2 separate regions of the Homo sapiens genome follow, and region 2 is linked to region 1. The links are chromatin contacts, found by Hi-C or POLR2A ChIA-PET in ENCODE. All regions are on one chromosome and are shown on one strand. The core of a region is the stretch at or near the end of the contact, and the rest is flanking DNA. Distances in the headings are between cores, read along the strand shown. Region 1 holds the start of PLK1 (polo like kinase 1). Region 2 holds the start of USP31 (ubiquitin specific peptidase 31).

Evidence for each region. A loop is a pair of places that touch in the nucleus more often than their neighbours do. ChIA-PET counts read pairs that join two places held with the same protein, here RNA polymerase II (POLR2A). Pooled maps may share reads with other maps.
Region 2: a loop to region 1 is called in a pooled map, with 10 times the contacts of the local background. The contact joins the promoter of USP31 here to the promoter of PLK1 in region 1. A Hi-C loop is called at or near these places in 1 of 37 single-sample maps with no recorded cell type and 6 of 50 pooled maps. POLR2A ChIA-PET finds 5 or more read pairs at or near these places in 1 of 52 experiments (AG04450).

Annotation. Positions count from the first base shown.
Region 1 is chr16:23,677,588-23,680,718 of GRCh38, forward strand. It overlaps PLK1 (polo like kinase 1), which reads left to right and starts at 1,302. Exons shown (of 10, transcript NM_005030.6): 1 at 1,302-1,753; 2 at 2,497-2,665. The coding sequence starts at 1,346.
Region 2 is chr16:23,148,164-23,151,456 of GRCh38, forward strand. It overlaps USP31 (ubiquitin specific peptidase 31), which reads right to left and starts at 1,289. Exons shown (of 16, transcript NM_020718.4): 1 at 475-1,289. The coding sequence starts at 1,107. RefSeq lists silencers at 430-659, 790-889, 990-1,039, 1,190-1,289 and an enhancer at 1,470-1,689.

The DNA.
Region 1 (3,131 bases), core at 52-2,551:
GTCCTCATTGTCCTTCAGCTTAGCTGCAAGGCAGGTGAAGGATGCTTATAGTATGGTTGATTTTTGCTGGGCTCTATGAAGGATCAGAGGGTGCTAAGGAGGCACAGAGAAAGAGCTTTTAACGTGGGTATTTTACTGTTCCAGGGTTGCCACTCAAGTACCTACAGAACAAACGGGTGTAGCTGTAAACTGTGGCAAACTGAAAGCATGTAGGCACAGAGTAAGTAGCTAGAGCTGATTTTTTTCAGGAAAGGCCACAAATCCCAACTTTTATGAGCTCCTCTTTTAAATGCTGTAAATGTTTTACAATGGCGGGGCGCGGTGGCTCACGCCTGTAATCCCAGCATTTGGGAGGCCGAGGGGCAGATCACTTGAGGTCAGGAGTTCAAGACCAGCCTGGCCAACATGGTGAAACCTCTTCTCTACTAAAATTACAAAAATTAGCCGGGCATGGTGGTGCATGCTTGTAATTCCAGCTGCTAGGGAGGCCGAGGCGGGAGGATTGCTTGAACCCGGGAAGCAGAGGTTGCAGTGAGCTGAGATCGTGCCACTGCACTCCAGCCTGGGCGACAGAGCAAGATTCCGTCACACACACAAAAAAAAGGCGTGGGGGGAGGCCAAACAAAACCCCGCAAGACACATTTGGCTATGACCTGCCAGTTTGCTAGGCATTCTTCCAACCTTCCCTCCCTCTGACCAAGAAACTGAGTGTCCACTATTTTAGGCCCTGGGAAATTCAGTAGCGAGGAGGCCAGACAGCTTCGTTGCATCATGGGGGGCTCTGGTACTGTGCTTCTCCAACTTCAGGATGTGTAGGAATCACCTGAGCAGTCTTGTTGAGAGGCGGACACTGACTCGGGAGGTCTGGGGTAGGGCCTGAACGTTTGCCTTTGCGGTTCTAACAAGCTCTCAGGTGATGGCGATGCTACTGTTCCCTGGCCCCGAGGTAGAGGAAGATTTAAGTAAAAGCTTCCTGGAGGAGGCGCAAGTGAACCGCAGGAGCTTTCCCGGACGCCCGAGAAAGGGAGAAACCCCGAAGGAATTCCTCCTCTCTCGGGGCTGGGTCTCCGCATCCACGCCGGGTTTGGTTTCCCAGGCTATCCCACGTGTTCGGGCGTCCGTGTCAATCAGGTTTTCCCCGGCTGGGTCCGGGTTTAAAGGCTGCTGCTGCGCAGGGCGCTCCCATGGTGCCGCGCGGCGGGCGGGTTTGGATTTTAAATCCCCGCGGCCAATCAGTGGCGCGCAGGCTTTTGTAACGTTCCCAGCGCCGCGTTTGAATTCGGGGAGGAGCGGAGCGGTGCGGAGGCTCTGCTCGGATCGAGGTCTGCAGCGCAGCTTCGGGAGCATGAGTGCTGCAGTGACTGCAGGGAAGCTGGCACGGGCACCGGCCGACCCTGGGAAAGCCGGGGTCCCCGGAGTTGCAGCTCCCGGAGCTCCGGCGGCGGCTCCACCGGCGAAAGAGATCCCGGAGGTCCTAGTGGACCCACGCAGCCGGCGGCGCTATGTGCGGGGCCGCTTTTTGGGCAAGGGCGGCTTTGCCAAGTGCTTCGAGATCTCGGACGCGGACACCAAGGAGGTGTTCGCGGGCAAGATTGTGCCTAAGTCTCTGCTGCTCAAGCCGCACCAGAGGGAGAAGATGTCCATGGAAATATCCATTCACCGCAGCCTCGCCCACCAGCACGTCGTAGGATTCCACGGCTTTTTCGAGGACAACGACTTCGTGTTCGTGGTGTTGGAGCTCTGCCGCCGGAGGGTGAGTGTCGCTGCTGGGGAACTGGAACTGCCTGCGGGGCAGTTGGAGCGCCCAGACCTGGAGCTGCTGGAAAGAGTACCCAGCAAGGGAGAGCCTGGGACTTGGAGCTGCTAGAGAAGGGTGCTGGGAGCCTCCCGCTTACGTATGGAAAGTGTCTTTGGTAAGGGCTTCTTGGCTCTGGGAGCTGCTAGAGGAGGGGGTTCCAGTGAAGTGGAGTCTGAGTCATGTTGCTGATAGGGAAGTCAGCTTCTGGACGCGAGGTGCTGGGGGGAGGGGTGCTGGTAATGGACGCTAGGGCCCTGGAGTACCCAGGGAGGAGTCCCAGGTTAGTGATGCCGCGCCCTGGGAGCTTCTGGGGTGGAGCTGGGTCAGTGGGGGGGTAGTTGGAGCCAGACTTCGGGCCTTCCGGGGGAGATACGAGTCAGGAAAGGGATCTGGTGCTGGGGACTCGGAGCTTCCGGAGTGGGGCTGAGAGAGGACCCCCAGGTAAGGGGGGAAGCTAGTAGGAGAAGGGGTGCTGCGAATGGTTGTGGACAGTGTTAAGGCAGGGTCCAGATGCCGCTGTGCTGGAGAAGGAATGGGGTGGGGGCATAGGGAAGGAGAGAAACCCACCAAGACCCCTCTTTCATCCCTTGGGAGTCCAGAGTCCAGTCCTGTGCTTCCTTTGCCTGGTAACCCTCTCCCTTCCCCACCGGCCTCAATCCACCTCCCCATCCCTCCTGCCCTCTCCTTCCCACCCACAGTCTCTCCTGGAGCTGCACAAGAGGAGGAAAGCCCTGACTGAGCCTGAGGCCCGATACTACCTACGGCAAATTGTGCTTGGCTGCCAGTACCTGCACCGAAACCGAGTTATTCATCGAGACCTCAAGCTGGGCAACCTTTTCCTGAATGAAGATCTGGAGGTGAAAATAGGTGAGTTGCTGAGCCTGCAGGGGTGCTTGACATCACTACAAGAGGCTGGAATTTGGAGGAGGCTGGGAGAAAGGAAGGAGACAACCCACAAGTCAGTATCTTGCCTACAGATGCATTATTTTTTTGTGCCCCAATGCAATATTTTTTTTTTACAAAGAATTTGAATTTGTTTTTATTTTTTAAATTGGAAGGTTTGATTGAACAAAAAGTTTGATTCAGAACTCCTTTTAAACAGGTGAAAGCTTCAGTAATACGAGGACAGCATTTTCTTAGGGCAGCCCTTTGCTGGGCTGGAAAACAGCTGTCCCCTTCAGACTTCTTTGCCACAGTCTCTACTCCTCCCTATTCTTCACAGACTTGCCAAGTCTTGGAGGTTAACTTGCTTGATCCTTGAAGGCATTGGAGTTTTACTATCCCTGTCAGTTCCTGTTTCAAAGCATAGCCCCTTTCTAAAAGGAGGGGTGAG
Region 2 (3,293 bases), core at 39-2,538, 530 kb before region 1:
TTCGATTTAATATATTAACTTGTTTGCAGCTCACAACCACCTTACAAAGTAGGTCCCCCAGATGAAGAAACTGTAAGAACAGAGAGGCTGCTTAACTTACCCGACGTCACATTGCTAGTAAGTGGCAGAACCAGGATTTGAACCCATGCTCAACACTCCCACCCCACAAAAATGCAAGTTCCATGAAGGCGGATAGTCTTGTTCATTGCAACGTCACTCCCATTGCCTATTATCACAGAGTATGGGCACGTATGTAGTAAGTTCTCAATAAATACATGTTTGAGTGAGTGAGTGAGTGAATAAATGAATGAATGAATGAATCTCCTTAAAATCACTGGTCGACTGCCCAGACCACTCGGAGCAACCAATGCAGAAGCCTGCCGGGCCAAGAGGAACCGAGGGAAGGAAGACCTGGGCGGGCAGGTGCCCCAGGGGCTCGGGGTGCAGTGGGGGCGCGGCGGCGCGCGGGCTCACCTTGAAGTCGCGGCTGTGCTGCGGGGTGTACTCCAGGGTCCAGAGGGCCCGCACCAGGTGCGCCAGCTGCTCAGTGACCTCGCCCTGGCCCTGCGCGCCGCGGCCCGCAGGCTGCTCCGGGTCAGGCGAGGGCTCGGGCCGCCCCGCCCGGTACTGGCCCAGCGCCAGGTACTCGGCGAAGAGCTCGGTGTTGCTGAGGCACTGCAGCGTGGCGTTCATGAAGCACGTGTTGCCGTGGTTGCGGAGCCCCGCCACGCCGGGCACCGGCTCGGCGGCGCAAGCGGGCGGCGCGGGAGAGGCGGGCGGCGGCGGGCACGGCGGCGGCGTGGGCGCGGCGGCCGGCCCGGGCGGGAAGCAGCTGCGGAGGCCGCCGCGGTCTGGGGCGGCGCCCTCAGAGCTAAGGTGCGAGAGCGTGGACAGCGTCTTGAGAACGCGGCTCATGAAGCTGCCCACCGAGCGTGCAGAGGAGGGCGAGGAGGGCGAGGAAGGCGCGGCCGGCCCGGACGCCCCGGGGCCCCCCGCGCCGCCGCCGCCAGCGCGGCCGCTCCGAAACAGCCGCTTGCTGAAGGAGCGCTTCTCCTTCCCGCTCGCCGCCGCCGGCGGCCCGGACCCAGGCGCCGTTACCTTGGACATGGCGGCGGCCGCAGACACTCATCACCGCGCCCGCCCGCCCGGCCCGCGGCCCCGCCACGGCCGCCGCCGCATCCCGCAGCGCCGCGCCTCACCGGGCCCGGGGGCTCGACGCCCCACACACCTCAAAGCGCAGCCGAGCCAGCGAGCGAGCGGCGGCCGGCGGGGCCAGCGGGCGCGCGCGCGGTCCGCCCAGCTGAGCCGCTCACGTGACGTGCCTCCCGGCGCCGCCCGCCCGGCGCTGAAGCCGCCTCGGCCGCCATGTTCACTGTGGGACGGTAGCTGCCTCTCCAGCCGGACGCGATGCCTGGAGGCTGCGGGCGCGGTCCTGCTGCGTGAAGCCCGAGGGAGGCCATGTCTAGTGTGGGCGCCGTCCCGGCTTGGAGGAAAAGGCTGGGCTCCCGTTGGATGGTGGATCCCCGGGGTGGGTCTCTGTCTTTGCTGGTCAGATGGCAGAGGCGGGAACGTGCAGGAATCAGGATGCTGTCAGTTACCAGACCGTGCAAGAGCTGGTGGACATGGCCCTGACAGGTCCTGGGCAAGTCAGCCCTGTCTGGCTCCCAAGGGACGTTGCAGATACCTACCCTCTGGGTGCCAGCGGAGCGCAGTCACAGACCCTGGCACGTCCCAGCGGGCTTTTCTTCCTGGCTGCACCTTGGAGTCCCAGCGAAACGCTGTTATCATAACTACTTTCCTTTTCATTCCAGCCTTTAAAACTCCTCCGGGCTCTCCCATCATTCATCATTCCATTCATTCATTCACTCACTCATTCATTCAGCAGTTACTGGGGATATTGCAAAGAATTAAACCTATTAAATTAGAATCAAATGTCATATCCCCAGCGGATTAAATTAGCACGGTTTCTACCTGCCCTCTTGCAGCTTACATTCCTACTGGGTGTTTACAATAGCTGTTGTGTTCCACACATTATGCCAAGCATGCAATATTTTCTTTAATCTTTAATTCACCGTCTTTGAGATTGGTACAGTTCTTATCTGATTCAAACCCAAGTTTTATTTACAACCCCTATACTTGACCTCTAAACCAAAGGTCACGAATCCACAAATATCACAGGTCACAAACCCACAAATGAGTGAAGAATCCTGGTGTTTGAATCATCATATTGACTTTCAAGTGACTTGGGTCTCAGTGTTGGGGGAAATATAAGGAATGATGGGGACTATAGCAGACTTCAAATTAACATCTTTCTAAAGAGGTGGCTGCCACTCAGCTCCAGCCAGTTGTTCCCATGTGAGAACAGGAGCTCAGCGTTACCAGATCATCTGATGTTTTAAGAGAAGGCAGAAATCCTATTTTTAAACGTTGGTTCCATTAAAAAAAAAATAGTGCAGGGAGCAAAAAATAGTACATCTTTGGGATGCCTTTAGTCCAAAATCAACTAGTATATGACCTCCTCTCTATAGGCTCCCCTCTGCTAAAAGGGCTAGTCTGAGTCCTGAGGCAGAAGAGAGAAATCAGAGAAGGGAGAGCCCTTCCTCCTTTTTAAAACATGAAGGCCACCTTACACCACGTTTCAAAGTAAATGGTTTTTACCTTTGACCTCCCTCCCCAATGTAAGTAGGGCTCTATGATGACATCTCCAGGGTGCTCTGCACTGTCCCTAATCGGCTCCACTCTCCTCTTAGTCAAAATTCTTATCTGGACACCAGGAAGAAAGCCATCTGATTATTCACACTAAAATGTGAATGCAATGGCCCTCAACTTCTGGGCAGTTTGATCTAGACTCGAGGGCCTTTGCTGGAGCCGTTCCCTCTCCCTTGAACCTTTCCTTAGCTAACTTAGAACCTTTCTACTTAGCTAACTTCCCCTCATCCTTAAAGTCCCACCTTAGATATCACCCCCTCCAGGAGATGTCCCTTCCACAGGCCCTCTTGGCACCTCTCATTCATGACACTGACTTGACCATATTGCAATTCAGTTTACAATCATCACCTTCACTAATATGTGGGCTTCAACCCAGTAGAGACCCATCTTACTCATTATTCGGTACCCAGTAAGGTAGCCATTATATAACAGGTTGATTATTTGGCAACTTTATACCTAAACAATGTCGTGTGTGTGTGTGTGTGTGTGTGTGTGTGTGTGTGTGTGTATGTGTGTGTGATGGAGTCTCACTCTAACAACCAGGCTGGAGTGCAGTGGCGGGATCTCAGCTCACCTGCAACCCC